Linked DNA regions of Homo sapiens: region 1 is linked to region 2. Evidence: read pairs that join two places in POLR2A ChIA-PET (ENCODE). Cell type or tissue: OCI-LY7. All regions are shown on one strand. Each heading gives the region's core, and the rest is flanking DNA. Links, peaks and the distances in the headings are about the cores only. Region 1 overlaps PLEKHA8 (pleckstrin homology domain containing A8). Region 2 overlaps SCRN1 (secernin 1).

Region 1 (17,793 bases), core at 8,627-11,126, 81 kb after region 2:
AAAGCTCTGCACAAGGTTTTTTATTTTCTCGTTGAGCATTTCCTTTTGTTTTACAGACTCAGAAATTACCGTTAAATGAATGCAAATATTTGCAACTTTCTTGCCGTGCCTTACAGATTGGCTTTAAAATAGTCCCCGCCCTTTTTTTCTAGTTTGTGGAGGTAAAAGCTTCATATCTTGAGAAGGTTGTAACTGTTCTACAGCTGTGAAAATTATTCAGAACGATCATTTTTGTCATGTGTGCAACTAGTATTTAATACAAGCCTACTATATGCTGGAAACTGTGCTAGCCACTTTTTTGGAAGTAAACTTTTTATCACAGAAAATGAATTAGGTCTTTAAAATTTTAAAGGCAGTGTGTTTGAAAGCAGAAATGTTCCCAGTATCCCTTAGAGTGGGTGAGAGACGTTTTCTTTCTTTTGTGGGATAGTTTTTAAAAGGTTGTAGTATGGTAATGCGCCGGGTGTTTTAAGAATGGGTGTGTGTGGGAGGATCAGTTGGCATACATAGTAACTTCGAGGAGGTCACACAGCACAGCCAAAGGTGCCCCTATTGGGCGTACCCAGAATCTCTTCCCTTTGCTTAGTGTAATTAGCAGTGAGTTCACCTGTTTATTTTTTTTCTGTAATCATTAATAGAGACTAAATGAGAAGAGGTTTTTCTTGTTTGCGTCAAGGACCTTCAGTGATGTCTGCAATTAGATTAGATGAGAATAACTCAAAGCTAGGCTTTGGTTTGGTGGATGACAGAGGCTGATCAACACTGCTAACCTAAGGGGAGGAGGCTCGACCTGGCAGTTTTCCTTCTGAGGTCTCTCTAAGCTCTCAGATGCATATACTTGAGTAAAATTTAGTTCCTGATCCTTCACTCCTTTCCATTACACACACTTTTTTTCATTCATCTTCAACATTCTTCTTTTTTTCCCATTCTTCCCCATCCCCAACTTTTTTTGTTGTTTTGTGGGGTTTTTTCCCCCTCTTTTCCTTCTCCTTTCTATATAGAAAGTTTAGTCTCTTGATACAGTAACTATTTCCTGGTAGTGAAATGCTTTTGCTGTTGTTGTTGCTGACTGTCCTTGTGTATCCTTCAATAAAGCAGAACTCTCTAGAAGGATCTTTTGGAATCTTTGTTATTTGATTCCTATCTGTTCTGTTGGAAAAGAGTCTACTTTTTTCTTCCCAAAGTAAGAGAAGTTAATGCTGTGAGTGGTGCTAGGGTGGAAACCCTGAAGAAGAGGGCACTGGAGCCATTGCCAGAGACAGCTGTCTCTACGTGATGCTGCTTGTTCCCTTAGCCCACGTGCCCCGTCCTTGTAGGCATACTGTTCATAGAAGCCCATCACACCACTGGGTATTTTCCAGATATACATAGAATGATGGTTCGGCATATTCTCTCCTTTTAGGAGATAAATTTACTTGGGAAAGAAGTGGTAATAGCCTAGGAGGATCACATGCATTCTTGTTTCCTCCACCCTCCACTTTTCTACTTGTTCTTCGGAAGTGAGCATGTTGTGTTAGTGACAAGTTACTTTTTCTTTTTCTGAAGCTTGTTTTAAAAAGTAACTTTTTTTTTCTTGTAGGTTTGCACATACTAACTTTAAAATACATACAATCCCAATCCAAGTTTTTGTTCATTCTGAATTTTTCTCCAAAGGTAGTACGTAACCCATGCCTCTGTATGGTTTGTGTATTTGTCATGCTGACAGCTTGATATGGGATGCCTTGTGTCAAATTTGAGTGAAGTTAGGAAATCAGTTTATCACTTGGTCTTTTGAATCCTTAGGGGATGTTGTTAATTTCATTTACCATCTACTGTGCTAGGCACAGGGGAAGCAATGTTGAACAAAGCCCATGCCCTTCTTGAGCCTACAGTCTGGTGGGGGAAGAAAGATATTTATTGGTTAAGTGGTTAGAACCATGTTTCATTGTGTGTGATTGATTGGGGAGGAGGGAGGGCAGAGAGGCTAGTACGGGTTGTTAGAGAAAGCTTCTTTGAGGAAAAATTTAAGCAGAGTCTGAAGGATAAATCAAGCTGTTAATAGTTCGCTGGAGAGGCCAAGGCAGAGGTGTAGTTAGAGGAAATAAAGAAGAACTTTTCAGGCACAGGGAATGCCAGTGTCAAGGCCCCAAAGCAGAATGGAGACGTGCGAGTTTGAGGAAAGGAAAGAGGACCCATCTGGCTGAGAGCTGAGGAGAGTGAGGCTCCAACAAAGATGCAGGGGTGTGCGGGAGGCTAGATATTTCAGGGCCTCATAGGCTGGTTTAAACACTGTGATGTGATTGTGTGTGTGCATGTGGGTACATGCATGCATGCGTCTGTGAGAGAGAAATGATGAGATTGTTTAAAAGCTTACTCTGGCTTTAGCGTAGCGTAGAACATTTTCTGGTTACATCTTTATATCTCTCCTGCTGCATTTATTGTACTTCACTAAATACTATGTATTATTATTTTGTGAGCTTCTTTTGCCTCTTGAATTTTAAATCGATAGGTATTAATTACTGAAAGTTAGAATTCATCAAGCCCTGATAATAGCGTCTGAGGTTTATGTGAGTGTATTTCTAGAAGAGAAAAGAAGTCTCTTCCCTTAAATGCTAAGCGTATTCAGGTACTCTATCCTCCTTCAATGAAAAATACAAAAAAAAAAAAGTTTACATGTATTTTCGTTTACAGTCTGGTTTCATCCTGCCTTTTGGACATTCCGGGATTTAGTGCCAGTACCTTTCTTTAGATGTTAGAAGATTAAACTTGGGATGAAGAGAGTAAATTAAAAACATGTTACAGATTCCCACATTGTGTGAGACATACTTCTAAAGAAGCACTGTGTTTGTTATTTGTGTCTTTCAAGACCTAAAATTTAGTCAAGGAGTATTATACATGTAGGGCTACACATTAATACTCTAGAACGCTGGTTCAGGAGTCAGAGAGACCTGAAGCCTGGCAAACAGCCCTATTACTGCCAACTGCAGGGTCACTTTAGCATCCTGAGCCTTAGTATCTTCCTCCATTTAAAATAATGGGATTTACTAGTTTATAATTGTAAGAACTGTTAAAAATTTATTAGTACTTACAATGTGCCAAGCACTTTTCTAAACATTTTACATGGATTAACTCAGTCTTTGCAGCAATTTCAAAAAACAGTTGCCTTTATTATGCCCATTTTCCAGATGAAGACACTGAGATATAGAGACGTGGGTTTGCTGAAGGTCACACAGCCACTTATTAAGTGGCTTCAGAGTCAGTGCTCCATTAGACAATACTTTTAAAGGTCCTTCTTGCTTGATCATTATGTAATTCTAGCTGATTCATAATGTACCTATATTTAAAGTATGTTTGACCTAGAATAGCAGACTATTTCGGGGGTGGGAAGTGGGGAGGAATTCAGAAGTGAAGAAAGCTTTGACTGCCCAATGTTGTGCATATGTTTTGCCACGAGGAAATTTTCTAACCTGTGCTTTCTACTTTGTAGTTTTAGGTCCTTTTCCTGCCCACTCAGCTGATAGGAGGGCTGCTGTTGTGAACTCCAGCCAGCCGAAGGCTGCTTGTGCCTCTCCAGCAGGTTAAAGCTCAAGCACATTGCATTACTGCATTCTGAAAATAACAAAAGCCTGCATCATACTGGCCAGATGGTTTTCATTAAGGATGTGCTATAATTTTGTTTCCCCTCAGGTGGAGGAAGGTGACTCTTGCCCTATATACTATATATACTAGTGCTGTGTAAACAGTACCAGGAAGACATCTGGAGTATGAGGATTCTTGGTTTCACAACCACTGGTCAACCCTTTTTGTTGTTGTTAACATTTTAACATCTTTATGGAGATAATTCATAAACCATAAAATTCATCCATTTAAAATGTACAAGTCAGTGATTTTAGTATATATAAAAAGTGTAACTATTACCATGATCAATTTTAGAACATTTTCATTATCCCAGAAAGAAACCCAGTACCCATTAGCAGTCACTCCTACACCTACACCTGCCCTTCACTGTTGGCAACCACTAATCTGTCTGCACAGATTTGCCTCTTCTAGGCAGTTTATATAAATGGAATTATATAATATGTGGTCTTTTGTGGCTGGCTGCTTTCCCGTAGCATAATGTTTTTTTTGGATAGCATGTATCAGAACTTCATTCCTTTTTATTACCAAATAATATTTCATTGTATATGTATACCATATTTAGTTTATCCATTTTCAGTTGAAGAACATTTGGATTGGGCTGTTCTTTTTGTTTTTGTTTTTCTTGGTTATTATGAAATAACACTGCTGTGAACACTCATGTACAAGTTTTTGTATAGACATGATTTCATTTCTCTTGGATATCTATAATACCTAGGAGTGGAATTGCTGGAGTCCTATGATAACTCTTTATTTAATAATTTGAGAGACTACCAAATAGTTTTCCAAAGTGACTGCACCATTTTACATTCTCGTCAGTAATCAAAGAAGTTTCCGTCTTCACATTCTCATCAACCTCATTATCGTCTTAGTATAGCTATCCTAGTAGTGGATGTGAAATGATATCTCATGGTTTTGATTTATATTTCTCTGACTTAATGATGTTGATTATCTTTTTATATGCTGATTATCCATTTGTATATCTATTTGGAAAAATGTCTGCATTTTTTGCCCATTTGTTTGGGTTATTTTTTCATTACAGAGTTGTAAGAGGTTTCTTTTTTTTTTTTTTTTTTTTTTTTTTTTTTTTGAGACAGAGTCTTACTCTGTCACCCAGGCTGGAGTGCAGTGGTGTGATCTCCGCCTCCCGAGTTCAAGCAATTCTCCTGCCTCAGCCTCCTGAGTACCTAGGACTACAGGTGTGTGCCACCATGCCTGGCTAATTTTTTGTGTTTTTAGTAGAGATGGGGTTTCACTATGTTGGCCAGGCTGGTCCGAACTCCTGACCTCAGGTGATCCGCCTGCCTCGGCCTCCCAAAGTGCTAGGATTACAGGTGTGAGCCACTGTGCCCGGCCAAGAGTTCTTTATTCTGGATATAAGTTCCTTGTTAGATAGATGATTTGCAAATACAGTTGACCCATGAATAATGCAGGAGTTGGGGCACCAATCCCCACAGTCAAAAGTCTGCATGTAACTTTCGATTCCCCCAAAATCTTAACCAGTAGCCTGCGAATAACCAAAAGCCTTATGAATAACTTTAACAATTAACACATATGTTATGTCATATGTGTCGTATACTGCATTCCTACAATAAAGTAAGCTAAAGAAAGGGTTATGAAGAAAATGATAAGGAAGAGAAAATACATTTACTGTTCATTAAGTGGAAGTGGGTCATTGTAAAGGTCTTCATCCTTGCTGTCTTCACATTGAGGAGGCAGAGGAAGAGGAAGAGGAGGGGTTGGTTTTGCTATCTCAGGGTAGCAGAAGTGGAAGAAAATCCGCATGTGCACGGTTGAAATTCAAACCCATGGTATGCAAGGATCAACTGTATTTTCTTTTCTGTAGGTTGTCTTTTTCATTTTCTTCCTGGTATCATTTGCAACACAAAAGTTTTAAATTTTGATGTAGTCTGATTTATCAATTTTTTCTTTTCTTGTTTGTTTTTGGTGTTACATTATCTTAGGAAACCATTGCCAAACCTAAGGTCATGAAGATTTACCCTTAAGGCTTTAAAAATAGTTTTTAGTGCTTACATTTAATTCTCATCCATTTTGAATTAATTTTTGTGTACGATATGAGGTAAGAGTACAGCTTTTTTTTTTCACATAGATATTCAATACTCAACTCTTTACGATGTAATCTATGGTTTCAGTGATAAAGTCACAAGCCAGCATTGCACCAATTCTTAAGTGTAAAAGGTTGGAGTCAGAGAGCCCTGAGTTTGAACTTTTGCCCCACTACTTAGTAGTGCTAATACCTTGAGCAAGTTACTTAATCTTCCTGAGTCTCAGTTTTAAAATGACAGCAATAATAATAGCTGTACCTAGGTTTGTTAAGAATATGTAATGGATATTGAGCTTACTGTTAGCAGTTTCTGGGTCGTGCCCATTAGTGTCAGACACTCTGCAGACATGCTCCACTGTGTACCAGGCAGGTTCATAGTTCACTTTAAGGGTAGGTTAATTAGATCACTGTTTTGATTAATGATGCCCAGAAAATTTAGTCTCTGTGTATTCAGCTTTCTATTTGCAAATTGTGGTTCCTCATGGATTCTTTTTCATATAATTATTGGCCATTGCTGTCTCTTCCATTGTGAAGTGTCTGTTCAAATCTTTAACCTATTTTTAAAAGTTAATTGTTCTTTTTATTATTGAGTTGTGAGAGCTCTTTATATATTCTTATTTACTTATTTATTTATTTATTTATTTTGAGATGGAGTGTTGCTCTGTCGCCCAGGCTGGAGTGCAGTGGCACAATGTCGGCTCACTGCAACCTTCGCCTCCCGGGTTCAAGCAGTTCTCTACCTCAGCCTCCCAAGTAGCTGGGATTACAGGCGCCTGCCACCAAGCCCGGCTGATTTTTTTTTGTATTTTTAGTAGAGATGAGGTTTCACCATGTTGGCTAGGCTGGTCTTGAACTCCTGACCTCGTGATCCACCCTTCTTGGCCTCCCAAAGTGTTGGGATTACAGGCATGAGCCACCTCGCCCGGCCATATATTCTTAATTAAAATTCCATTGTAGACCAGGCATGGTGGCTCACACCTGTAATGCCAACACTTTGGGAGGCCGACATGGGCAGATCGCTTGAGGCCAGGAGTTTGAGACCAGCCTGGCCAACATGGTGAAGCCCCGTCTCTACTAAAAATACAAAAATTAGCTGGGCGTGATGGCACACGACTGTAATCCCAGCTACTTGGGAGGCTGAGGCACCAGAGTCGTTTGAACCCAGAAGGTGGAGGTTGCAGTGAGCTAAGGGGTTGCAGTGAGCCAAGATCACACCTGTGTTCCAGCCTGGGCAACAGAACGAGACTCTGTTGCAAATAAATAAATAGATAGATAGATAGATAGAGTGAGACTGTGTCTCAGATAGATAGATGGATAGATGGGTGACAGAGCAAGACTGTCACAAATAGATAGTGTAAGATTCTGTCTCAGGTAGATAGGATAGGATAGAATAGATAGATAGATAGATAGATAGATAGATAGATAGATAGATAGATAGATAGATAGATTAGATAGAGAAATAATGCCCAGAGGAATTAAGTAGTGTCCTTAAGATGACATACCTGGATGTTATGAGTCTGAACTTAAACCATGGTTTCCTCACTCCGTTGTTTTAAGGTGCTGGTAGGACATATGAGAAGCACTGTGCAGAACAAATAAATATTTAGTTTGGTAGCTCAAAGTGCACAGGAGAGGTGACCTACATCTTCTAGCAGAAGGTTTTAAAGAGAATTTGATATAATCTATTGTAATTATAGTCTTCTTACCATCTACATGGTAGACTCTCCAGTAGTCTGTCACTCCTTGAGGCTGGGATCTTTTCTCTAAATCTCCAAACCTGGCAAACTACAACTGCTCAGAAAATGCTTTGTGAATTAATTAATGGTAAATTAAGAAGCCTATAATTTAGCTAATGCTTGGGTAACTGTTACAATGAGGAGTGTTTCTTCATTCTTCCCTCCTCCCTAGCTACAACAGAACTCTTAACTGACTGACCTGGCAGAGGAACCCAAGGCTTTGCTGTCCGCATCCCTGTCTGGAACTCCCCTAGAGAAGCTGAGTGGGGGAGGGCTCTAATGGGATGAGGTGTGGCTGAGCGCTTAGGTTGGATATTGGAAAACACCAAGGCTATGGAGGTCAGGGGTAGCAAATTAATTGCTCTGCTTTGCTTCAATTTAAAATGGTAGATTATTTCACTATTAACATATCTATATAGCATACATAATATATGATATGATAATATATATGGGTTATGAACGTAGAAACCATAATTTATAATGAATAAATTGTCTTGACTCAACATTTCAGATTGTCAGTCCTATCAAGACATTTAATTTCACTTTTTTTTTCTTGGCATTAGTTACTTTCTCTGTTTTTATTTAAAAAAATTTGTTTGGAAACAGGGTCTCGCTATGTTGCCCAAGCTGGTCTTGAACTCCTGGCCTCAACTGATCCTTCTGCCTCATGAGCCACTGTACCTGGCAGTTACTATCTCTTGAATCAGATTCTGGGAAAGATGGGAGTTTTCTGTTATTTTGTATTAGGATAGGTTTTGAAAGCTGAGAGAGACTTCTAGGCATCATCTAAACTCCAGCTGAAATTTTGTAGAAAAGGAAACTAAAGCTGAAAGAAGTTTAGGGACTTAACCTTTTCTTTCTCCCATTCTGTTCCCCCTTTATTATGGTCACTAATTTTTCCTCTTATTGTTAATGAAAAAGCACCTTTCCTTCACTTTTTTTCTTTACTTTTGGCTAACTTTTCTAGAAAGAGTTTAAATAGTCCCTTTTCATTTTTTTTTTCTGCATTTCTACACAACAGTAGTTCTTATGGATTTTTTTTCTTTTAGTCTTGAACTTTAAGTTCAGGGGTACATGTGCAGGTTTGTTACATAGATAAATGTGTGCCATGGTCATTTGCTGTACAGATCATCCCATCACCTAGGTATTAAGCCCAGCATTCATTAATTTTTCCTGATCCTCTTCCTCCCCCAACCCCCTCTTAAGGATTTTAAAAATTCACAATATGTTAAATTTTTAATTGTTTTTCCTGTTAAACAGTAAGATTATGAACTTCTGCTTTCCTAGAACACCTTAATTTTTAAGGCAAAAGTTCTGAAGGAACTGTGGCGGACTTAAAGGCAGAATGATACACTCTAGCATGAGGCTAACTAGTAGGCATTCTACTAGTTGTTTATTTAAGAGTCATTATTGGGCCAAGATGTAATAAGCCCATTGTAATGATTACAATAAAAAACTGAACAAAATACAACAGTAGAATATTGCATTTTTTTCAAATGCACATGGAACATTCACCAAGATAGACCATGTTCTGAGCTATAATAGAAACCTTGCCAAAACTTGTTAAAAGAATGTTCTGTGTCTTTAATAGAAGTAAACTACAGATTAGTAACAGATGTAGAGAATCCCCTGAAATATTAGGAAATTAAACAGTACACTTCAGAGTAGCTCGTGGGTCAAAGAGAAGGTCTCCAAGAAAATTGGGAAATATTTTGAACTTAAAATGAAAGCACAACAGTGGTTGGCCAAGGGTAAAGGGAGAGGGGAAGGCTTGATCAGAAAGGAGTAATACAAGGGAATTTTGGGGACAATTTTGGTAGAATGGAATTTTCTGTATCTTGATTATTGCGGTGGTTATTAAAGGACTATGCATTTATCAAAACTCAGAATTGTTCGCCAAATAATGAATTTTATTTTATGTAATTTTTAAAACTTTTAAGTGTCTGTTTAATGGAGTACAGTTTTTCATAGTGATGTGTTTGGATGAGCCACTTGTCACAAGGCTGCTGAAAGAAAAATGAAGGGAAGCTACAGTACTTTCTAGTCAGAAGTGGGTTTGACTCACAAGTAATTACTTTTGGTTTGGATCTTTAAGGGAACAGGAACATCTCCATTTAGAAATTTTGACTTAAAAATGGTGGTTGCTGTTGGGAAATTAAAAAAAAAAAAAGAAATTTTAGTGTAAAATTAACATGAGGTATGCCAGTTTAGATCCAAATATAAGTGCATTTCTTGAAGAAAATTATGCTCATTGAAAACGTGTTGTTCAACATTAATTGAACTGAAAAGTCCTTTGGCTAAGATTTTTTAAAAGTAAATTTTACACAGTTTGTTCATTAAGTGTAGAAAGGCGTTTGCACTATGTGAGAAAAGAATAAGCTGGTAGCAGTTTTGGAATAGTGGTTTTTAAATCTTTAATTTCTTTGAACAATGATTTGTAGTTTTCAGTGAAAAACTTATTTTTAAAAATTTATTCTTGGCCAGGTGCGGTGGCTCACACCTGTAATCCTAGCACTTTTGGAAGGCCGAGGTGGGTGGATCACCTGAGGTCAGGAGTTCGAGAACAGCCTGGCCAACAAGATGAAAGCCCGTCTCTACTAAAAATACAAAAATTAGCCGAGTGTGCTGGCGGGCGCCTGTAATCCCCACTACTCAGGAGGCTAAGGCAGGAGAATCGCTTGAACTCGGGAGGCGGAGATGGCAGTGAGCTGAGGTCACGCTGTTGCACTCCAGCCTGGGCAACAAGAGTGAAACTCTGTCTCAAAGTAAACTAAAATGAAATAAAATAAGATTTATTCTTAAGTAGTTTATTCTTTTTGATGTTATCGTAAATGGATTTGTTTTCTAACTTTCATTTTCAGATTTTTCATTGCAACTGTACAGAAATACAATTTTAATTGTATGTTAGTCTTGTATCCTATCACCTTGCTGAACTCATTTATTCTAATAGGTTTTTTTTAGTGGCTTCCTTGCATTTTGTTTTTGTTTAAATATATAAGAGCATGTCTGTGAGTAGAGCTAGGTTTGCTTCTTTCTTTCCAATCTAGATGTCTTTTATTTCACTTATTGACTAAGAGCTAGGTTTGCTTCTTTCTTTCCAATCTAGATGTCTTTTATTTCACTTATTGACTAATTGCCTTGGCTAGAACCTTTAGTACAATGTTGACTAGAAGTGGTAAAAGCAAACATCTTGTCTTGTTTCCAATCTTTGAGGGGAAGCATCCTGTTTTTCACCTTATACACATTAACTATGGGTTCTTTGTAGATGCCTTTATCAGGTTGAAGAAGTTCTCTTCTAAGTTTGTTAGGTGTTTTTATTATGAAAGGGTGTTAGATTTTTGTCAAGTGCTTTTTGTACGTTTAGTGAGATGATCATGTGATAGTTTAGAGCTTTTGTGTTTGCAGAAAGACCCAGTTCACACAGGCTTAAAGTAAAAAGGGATATTTATTGGTTCATTTAATGGAAAAATCTAGGGGGTGTCTTACCTTCAGGAATGATGTGGGCTGATCAGGGGGTTCAAACAATGTCATCCAGATTTTCTTCCTTCTCCTTCTGTCCCTCAAATCCTTCCAGTTCCATTTCCCTTTGTGTGTGAATCATGTTTAGGTCCCATGTGATGGCAAACTGCTGCAGGCAGCTGCAGGCTAACATTCTTAAGACCAAAGAAAAAAGAAACAGTCCCCATTTCTTTATGCCTTTCCCCAGTCCCAGCAAAAGTCCCAGAATTGTCTCCGGTTGGGCCACTTGCCCATTCTGGAACTATCATTGAGGATAGGGGATGTGAAGCTTCATTTAGGCCTAAATCACATACCCACCCTGGAGCTGGTCACCCCCACCCAAACCTCATGGTTGGAGTGTGAAGAAGGGAGTTTTCATCAATGGAAAAGTACTAGGTAAATGCTGGATTGCCAAAAATAAATGTCAAGTATGCTTTCTGTAGTGAAACAATCCAGGATAATACAAAGCGTATGAAATTGGTATTTAAATACTCTTTTTTTTTTACCCGCTACCCCGTCCCTGGCAATGATAGCTAATACGAGCTAAAACTCTCCCCTGCTCATTGAAGTTTTATGTCTAATCCTTCCCAGCAGGGAATTTGGGTGATACCACATTGCATCTGTAATAGAGGATGGCATAAAAGAGGGTGGAGATTGGATAGGAAGATAGTCTAGTGGTCATCTAAGGGAGCAGGGAGTAGTACAGACCAACAGTTTTCATCTGCCCTTTAGTTACCTTGACTGATCATTTCTGAGATAACTGCAGATTAATTTAAAATAGAAACTGGATTAATGGTCTCTTTTTCATCCATGCCTCTTTTCTCTACAATTCATCATTCCTGGGCTGTATCCCAGTTTCCCAGCACTGGACATTATGAAAGACCAGTGTGTCCTAATACTAATCTGAACTCTCTCCATCACTCTGCATTTAAATTTTGTCTAATAGGAATGAGATTTCTCTGGTCTCTTACTGTGCCTTTTGAAACTGCAAGAATTTTGTGCTTATAAGAAAAGTTTTTCTTGGTCACAGTTTGTGTAGTTACAAAGGACAGAATAAAATTGCCATATATTGAACATCCCTTGTATAATTATAACCTACCCTAGGTAAATACAGAACCTGTTATAAGGAAGGTAATATTTCAGTTGCTATTATAATTTACCAGCTACATTTTTTTTTTTTTTTTTTTTGAGACAAGGTCTCACTCTCACCCAGGCTGGAGTGCAGTGGCGTGATCATAGCTCACTGTAGTCTCGAACTCCTAGGCTCAAGCAGTCCTCCTGCCTCAGGTGCATCACCTTGCCCAGCTAGTTTTTAAAATTTTTTGTTGAGACAGGGTCTCACTATGTTGACTAGGCTGGTTTTGAACTCCCAGCCTCAAGCAGTTGTCCTGCCTCAGTCTCCTAAAGTGCTGGGATTACAGGAGTGAACCACGGAGCCCAGCCTTCAAGCTGCTTTCAAAATTTACTGCAGCTGTGCTTTGGGTGGGGTTGAGAGCTGCTCTTCAACATTTTTCAGATTCTTGTAAGATAAAACTAGTTTAGTACATTTTTTTCAGTTTTAGGACACTCTTTTTTTTTCACATTTCAACAACTCTGAAATCAAGAAGCATCTTAGAACCTGTGCTATGTCATTGTTTAATTGGTAGAGTTTTTTTCTTTCTTGTGTCATGTAAAATAATGGTGTGTCTTAAAATTGATGATGTGATGGTTTATTCTGGTTGGATCTGTAAGGATGTTGTGGAGGCGATTAACATTTGAATCAATAGACCTTATAAAGTAGATTGCCCTTCCTAATGTGGATGAGCCTTATCCAATCAGTTAAAGACTTGAAGAGAACAAAAAGACTGAGTAACAGAGAATTCCTCCTGCGACTGCCTTGAGCTGAGACATTGGCCTTTTCTAGCTTTCATTGGTTCTTCTTGGGTCTTGAGCCTGCTAGCATGGAACTTAACCGTGAGCTCTCCTGGCTTGCTGATTGCAGATCTTGGGACTTCTCAGTCTCTAGTCACATGAGCTAGTTACTTAAAATTTCATTACATGCACACATACCCACTCACACACCCTTATAATATCTTTACACAGACACCCTGACACTCTACTGGTTCTTTTTCTCTGGATAACACTCACAAATACAGATGGGTCTTAAATTTGATAAAATACAGTAATTGAGGCTGTTCTAAATGCCTTCTACACAAAAGTCATGGTGGATTTGGGGAGTGTTCACACCAACCAGCATCATGGGAGTTGAGCTGTTCACACCAGCCAGCGTCATGGGAGTGAAAAGATGCTGTTGTTCTATACCAGGACAGCTTTCTGGGAATGGGGAGCCAAGGTTTGGGAGCTTTTGTGCCTCAAGGGGCAGTACAGAAAGATAGAGTTTTCTTCCCAGCTCTGTTGTGTACTTCCTTTGTGACCCTAATTAGGTCACTTAATTTACCTGGGATTGGTTTCCTTATCTATAAAATGTGCTGGTTGGACTGTGTGATTTCAAAGACCTCTTCCTTTTCTCAGGTTCTCAGAAATTGACTCTTCTGTTTCAGTGAGGGGAGGTGGCCTAAGATATAAATAAACACTTTTGCAAAGGGCTGAAACATCACCAATAATGTCTGACTCCTGGAGCACTGATTCTGTGCCCAACAAGATACAGTCTGAGGATTGATTTGGTTTTCCAGGTTGTAATGTTTGTACAGGAGTGGTGGCCTTCACAGTTGAGTTTTTGTAGAACTTGAAGCCAAGGTCTAGAAGCATCACCTTTTTTGTTTGTTTGTTTGTGACAAGGTCTCACTCTCACTCAGGTTGGAGTGCAGTGGCACAGTCATGGCTCACTGCAGCCTCGACCTTCCAGGCTCAAGCAGTCCTCTCACCTCAACCTCCTGCTGGGACCACAGGTGTATGCCACCACTGTCGGCTAATTTTTGTATTTTTATTAGAGATGGGTTTCGCCATTGTTGCCCAGGCTGGTCTGGAACTCCTGGCCTCAAGTGATCCACCCATCTTGGCCTCCCAAAGTAGTTAATATTATAGCTGTGAGCCACCGTGCCCTGCCAGCATCACCTTCTGAAATAAAAATTTACAAGTTCATCCCAAGAAGTTTGCCAGCCAGGAACTGATTTGTGCTAGTGTAGAGATAAGGCCTAAGGGTTCCTGACCTGCAATAAAGGGTCTAGGTCTCTGGGAAGGAAGTCCTCCATATAAAATATAATAAGAGCAAAAGCCATAGTTTAAGAAAAGATTACTTATCTTTGGTGAGAAGATAAGTTCAGATATTATGGGAGAGTGGATGCTGGGAATTAGTGTTTATTTAGTTTTATTTAAAGAAGTAAGAGACATGGTACCTGGCAGTCCTGAGTATTGCACTTTCTGGAAAAGCAGACCCTGATTAAGTAAATGATGAGCAAAATATGTTGCCTACCTACCCAACTCCTTCACATAGATTTAGTGCTGACTATTCAGGCTTCTGATTACGGTGTAGTTCCTTGTTCCATAATCTTGGGCTGGGGGTGCTCCAGGAAGTTCAGTAGCCTCCTATTAAAACGTAATAAAGTGATACCATTGGTGTCCGGCCCACTTGGTTTGTGTGAGTCAAACCCCAAGGGCCCATCAGATGTCTGTAGCTGAGCAGCCCTTGGGGCTCTGCCTTCTCTCTGGCTTCCTTAGCCATGGCAGTCCTATGAGAGAAATGTATCCCTAAAGGGCTGTGGCATTTCAGAGAAAGAAAAGAACTGCATCTGACTGAGGAGGACTGAGAAAACAAGGTTTACGCAGAGATAGTCAGGGATGATTTTTTTTTTTTTTTTTTGAGACGGAGTCTCAAAAAAGATCTCGGCTCACTGCAACCTTCGCCTTCCGGGTTCAAGCGATTCTCCTGCCTCAGCCTCCTGAATAGCTGGGATTACAGGCACTTGCCGCCACGCCCAGCTAATTTTTGTATTTTTAGTAGAGATGGAGTTTCACCATGTTGGCCAGGATGGTCTCCATCTCCTGACCTCATGATCCATCCACCTCGACCTCCCAAAGTGCTGGGATTACAGGCGTGAGCCACCACGCCTGGCCAGGATGACATTTTATGAAGAGATCCAGTTGGAGCAAAAGTTCAGAGACAGAAATACAGCAAATGAGTGGTTTGACTAGAACATAGGGTGTGTGAGAGGACTAGATAAGATGCGTATTTCTACTACACATGGTTTGTCCCCTGAAATTCTCCAATATTGAAGTGAATGTAGTTAAGCCTTGAATGTTTTAAGATAACTCATTTCAATGGATCAATACTAAAGAATAAGTCAAACACGTTACCTTTTCCTAAGGGTCATAGGATTCTAGACAGGCTTCTTAGTTGGCACTCTCTATGACATTTGTTGAAAGGACCTTGTCATCTTTGTTGCCTTATTTCTAAGTTTTGGATAATTTTTCTTAGAAGAGAGGAAGGCAAGCATGTGATAACAGTATGTTCAGGACATCCTAATTATTCGTCTTAGAAAAAGTAAAAATCACAGACTACTGGTACTGTATTAGGAAAGAAATAGAATACACATCTCATTTATTTCTGTAAATCCTATTACCTAGAGAGTCATTAGTGTACTTGTTGCTTATCCTTCCAGACTTCTGTAATCCTGTGACTAAAAAATATATACTTCTTTGGGCATTTTTAATTTTACAAAAATGGGATAAAACATACAGGTCTTTCTAACTTAATTCTTTCTCTTAGAATATCCCTGGCAATGTAAAGCTCCTTGGAGCTAACCCAGTATCCTATGTTAGGCTCTATTTCTGTATCTTGGGAGGTAGTTCATACACAGGCAGTAATTGCAATGATGCTCTTGCTTTTGTTTTCAGGTTGGCAGCCTCGATGGTTCCTTCTCTGTGGGGGAATATTGTCCTATTATGATTCTCCTGAAGATGCCTGGAAAGGTTGCAAAGGGAGCATACAAATGGCAGTCTGTGAAATTCAAGGTGAGAAATCAAGCAACTTGCAAGTTTTATTTTTCTTTCTGTTTTCCCTCAAAAACAAAAAAGCCCCTGGCCCCTGCATACCTTTCTCTGCTGCTCCCATAATACAGACCAAGGGACATAGTGTTATGTGTCAAAAGAAAGCCTTGCAAATACAACCCAAAACTGTAGCCAGCTTTTATGAGGAGATTGGCTAAGAGGTGGTCAAAATAAATGAGAGCAACGTGTTTCACTACTCAACTAGCACTCATTCCTTAGTGACCTGCTCACTTGGGACCAGTGGCTATTAGCAAAACTTAAAGTCTTTACTGCAGCATCAAACACTTTTGTGTTTAAATCAGGATGGACACACACACACACACCCTCCACCAAAACAAAACAAGCAAAAACTTAACAGACTTTCAAATAGTCTTTACTTCTTGTTTTTGTCTTGAGACATGCTGAGAAGGTGTGGCTCGGAAGAAAAACAGATTAAATGGGAATTTAGGTAGTGGATGTGGGTGAAAGACTTTGGTTTGCTTGTTTCTTCTCCTAAAGGCCTCTGAGAAAATTCTCACACTTTTGGTCTGACTTTTCAAGGGAAGTAGAAGATGGAAAAGATTGTATTTTTGATTGTTTCCCAATAAATCCAAGGAGATAAAAAACATACCCTTGTTTCTTGGCCTCAGAGCAGCCTACTTAACACACACACCCACTGAAAGAAAGATTCCTTCTCTATTCTGATAAGAGATCAGTTTAACTGAAAAGTTAAATTGGTGATTCTTGTTTGGGCTGAAGTTTTTGTGATGCCTTGGAGGCAATTGCAAGGTTTTCCCTCTTGATTAACAGAGACATCTAAGATGAGATAAGTAAACAGAACTTTGTGTGAATTAGGAGAGGTAATGACTGGCATCCTCTTTGGGAAGAAGCCTTCAATGACTGCCATCAATTAAGCTCAAGAAGTTGGGTGGGTTGGAGGCTACCCAGACAGGGCTCTTCTGAGTCTCTGATCTCCCTCTGTCTTGCTCCCAGTTCATTCTGTAGATAATACACGCATGGACCTGATAATCCCTGGGGAACAGTATTTCTACCTGAAGGCCAGAAGTGTGGCTGAAAGACAGCGGTGGCTGGTGGCCCTGGGATCAGCCAAGGCTTGCCTGACTGACAGTAGGACCCAGAAGGAGAAAGGCAAGTACTGATTGTCCTTTGCTGTGGAAACCTTGGGAATCACCCACTGGCATCTCTGATTTCCCTTATTTGTTATCTTGCTTCTGACCACCTAGCCAGCTTTTTGTGTCATGCAAATGCTGTGTATCTTAGTATAATTTAAACCAGGGTCCATATCTAACTCTTCTTTCTTGGCATAGCATAGTGCAAAGAATGCAGGCTTTGGAGCCAAACACAGCTGGGTACACATGATGGCTTTGCAGTTTATTGACTGTATAACCTTGGCATCGGTCACTTAACCTTTCTTACTCTTAGTTTCTTCATCTTTTAAAAAGAGGTAATAGATCCTACCTTAGGAGGATTACCATGAGAATTAGTGATGATAAAATGGTGGAGTATCCAGTCTGTGGCCAAACTTGACCTTTGGTGAGGAGTAGTTGAGCCAGATAAGCCTTGGATCAGGGTGTTTTCTGTAGCAACACCCTGCTCCTCCTCCCTTTTTTTCTGGGGTGGGATGGATGCTTAATTGTCAGGTTCCTGTTGCTTAATGCTCATTCACTGGACATTGTTAAGTTCTCCAGAGAACTGTGGCCCAGCTTTCTCTTTGGACTGGGGCAAGAATACCAGGGCTTACTGCCTGGGTCCTAGTTGCTACCTTCCCTGCCCCATGGCCCTAAATGTACCCTGAAGAGATGAGCTAGGGTGGGGTGAAATGGGAAAAAGTGTTCCAGGGAACATCTCTCATGACAGGTGTGGCAGTTGTGCTTAACTCTTCACGTAGATTCA
Region 2 (2,500 bases), core at 1-2,500:
GGTGTTGCTCTGCACTGGGATAATGTCATTTTACTTGATAAATATTTGCAAACTGAAAACTAATTATATCCAGAGGTTTTCAAGAGACTCTTGAATTTTTCATGGCAAACTGACAATAAAATATACTCAAGATTTTCCCTCTATGCAGTTCCCAAAAGTTATTTATTTAAAAAAAAAATGATTCTTGTAGAGCACGAAGCTGGCCAGAGCAGTAATCAAACTCTGCTCCTCTGTGCTCTTCTAAATGGAATTGACGTTTACATCTTAACATTGCACTCTATGTCAAAAAGTAGTCCAGGCATTGACCAACACTTTCCAAAACCCCTGTCCGCACTGAGTGCCAGTGGCAACTTTTGTCTTGAAAACAATGAGTAAATAGGAAAAGAATCTCAGCTTCTTAAGCACAGATTTATCATACAGGTTTTTAAAAGGGCAGAAAAAAAGTAAAAATTAGGAAATGGTTTATTTGTCTTCAAATTCATTTTTACACACTCATTTCCATTTCCCCAATTATTTACAGAACACCAACTACATGCAAAGCATTTTGTGCTAAATGCTGCAAGCAGAAAATCAGTGAGGAGGCCCAGGCCCTGTCCTTTTGGCTGGGGAGGAAGGCAAAGGCGCGCACACAAATTCCTACGAGCCCAGGCCAGCTTCAGTGTCTCCCAGGCCTGCCTGCTTCATTCCTGAAGCATCGTGCCACTGCCTCCTGCTTTGCCCTTCTGATCCACCCAGCCCAGCTCTGCTTTTCCTCTTTGCCGTTCCATTCCATTTATCCCCTTCTGAAATACTACAGAACTGATGGACTTATTACATGTACTGTTTATGTATACTATCTCCCCCAGCTAGAGTGTAAGCCCCAAGAGGGAAGGGGGATATCTTTGTTATTTAGTTCACTGACATGCCCCAAGTCTGGTATATATCAGGCATCAATAAGCCTTTTGTTGGATCGGTGGCTGAATGGATGGCTGGAGAAATTACAAAGCTCTAAGGGAGCACAGAAGGTAAAAGTCCAAAGAAATGAGGAAACACATCCGCATGGTCCGCTAGAGGCTGTATCACGTGGGAGAAATCTGGGTTGACCTTAAAAAATGGGCCAGCCATCAAGGTACTCCAGACAGAGCTAAGGGCTTAAGAGAGGAAGGGGCATGTGAAGGGTCTCTATGGTCCAGAGAGGTCCCTGCTGTGCCATGTGGGGGAGCTGCCATGATGTCATTAAGGCACAGAACTACAAGGGCTTAATACAGATTGCCTGATTAAAAAAATGTTGACAATTGAATCAAAAAGACCAGATGGTCTTTGCAGGAGTTCAAAATATATGCAGCCAACTTGATGTTTTTCAGGCCAAACTCGGAATGGTGAGGAAGGAAGGGGATCCCCAAGTAGCCAGATGGGCCCAATCAGCCCTCCTAAGCACCAGACCGAAAGCCAGGCAGCCAGATCCCTTCACAGGCCCCGAGCCTGGAACACATGCCCCTTGCTGCATCTTTGTCACGGGCCACAGAGCACGGGCCTCATAAGGGCTCTTCTATGACAGCCATTCACACCTGCTCCATTATGTTTTAAATCTGGCTAATCACAACCAGGTGGGGTTGGGGAGGGGTAAACACACTTGTCTCATGTAGATAGACTGGCTACTTAAAATCCCACTTTGGGAGCAGATCTCACAAAATCAGGAACACTTACACAAAATTTAATTAGCTCAACTTGGTAAAGTCAGCCATCTAGAACATGAACTCCACAGCCACTTTTAAATATAAAATCCACCCACCTTTACAACTGCCACATTATTAATGAGCCAGAGAAGTGGGATTTGAGGAAGCAAAAGAGGTTTCTCTAGGTACAAATATCCAAAAAGCACCTGACATCTTCTTTCAGTGTGGCAAAAACAATTTAGTTCCCCAAGTCAAAATTCCTAGCTTAATTTCTATTAGAAAAGAAAAAGAAAAAAGGCAAGTGTTCACCACTTAAAAGATGGATCTTTACAGAGACGGTGCTGGTCTCACCTTTGGTTATTAAAGTGAACTGTGGAAAGAGATGAGCAATTGGTCTTTCTGCCCCATGGCCACTCCCACCCAGCCTTTCATAAAATAAATCTGTCAGCTAGTGTGACTTCTGGGTGCCCAAGTCACATAACAATATAAGAATGCCCAGAGCTGGAGTGTGGGCAAGCATTCTTCTAAATGTCAGCACTGCCCAGTGCTAATCAGGGGGTTTCCAAGGATCCGCCTGTCCTGAGCTTGCCACTCTCTCAGGGACCACCTGCCAGGTTAGGTTGGAGGATAGAAAACATGAGCCTCGAAAAGAACCTAGAGCCAAAGACAAAAACAATTCCACAGAGCAAGCCCTTCATTATTTTGTGAGATTACGTCGAAAATGAAAAGAAAGATCAGCTTCATGCCGTCACTTCACCCCATCCACATTCCAGCACACACTATTTCTGGATATGACCCAGTGAAAGGGGAAACAGAGACACTCACACAATAGACGTTTCAATTAA

The links. Peaks named below come from ENCODE experiments on the same cell type or tissue, not always from the same donor. Only the 100,000 strongest peaks of a DNase experiment are listed, where the experiment ranks them.
Region 1: POLR2A ChIA-PET joins it to region 2 with 6 read pairs; 4 of 35 experiments call an interaction of 5 or more read pairs at or near these places.

What each region holds. Positions count from the first base shown.
Region 1 is chr7:30,029,338-30,047,130 of GRCh38, forward strand. PLEKHA8 (pleckstrin homology domain containing A8) reads left to right here. Exons shown (of 14, transcript NM_001197026.2): 2 at 15,748-15,864; 3 at 16,873-17,028. Among named protein-coding and RNA genes, the nearest start is that of PLEKHA8, 9.8 kb to the left of the region's middle. In OCI-LY7, for the core only: no CTCF peak of the experiment used is centred there; no DNase peak of the experiment used is centred there.
Region 2 is chr7:29,956,675-29,959,174 of GRCh38, forward strand. The region is part of intron 2 of SCRN1 (secernin 1); the gene reads right to left. Among named protein-coding and RNA genes, the nearest start is that of FKBP14-AS1, 31 kb to the right of the region's middle. In OCI-LY7, for the core only: no CTCF peak of the experiment used is centred there; a DNase peak (open chromatin) is centred at 1,507; H3K4me3 peaks cover 312 bases; H3K27ac peaks cover 1,999 bases.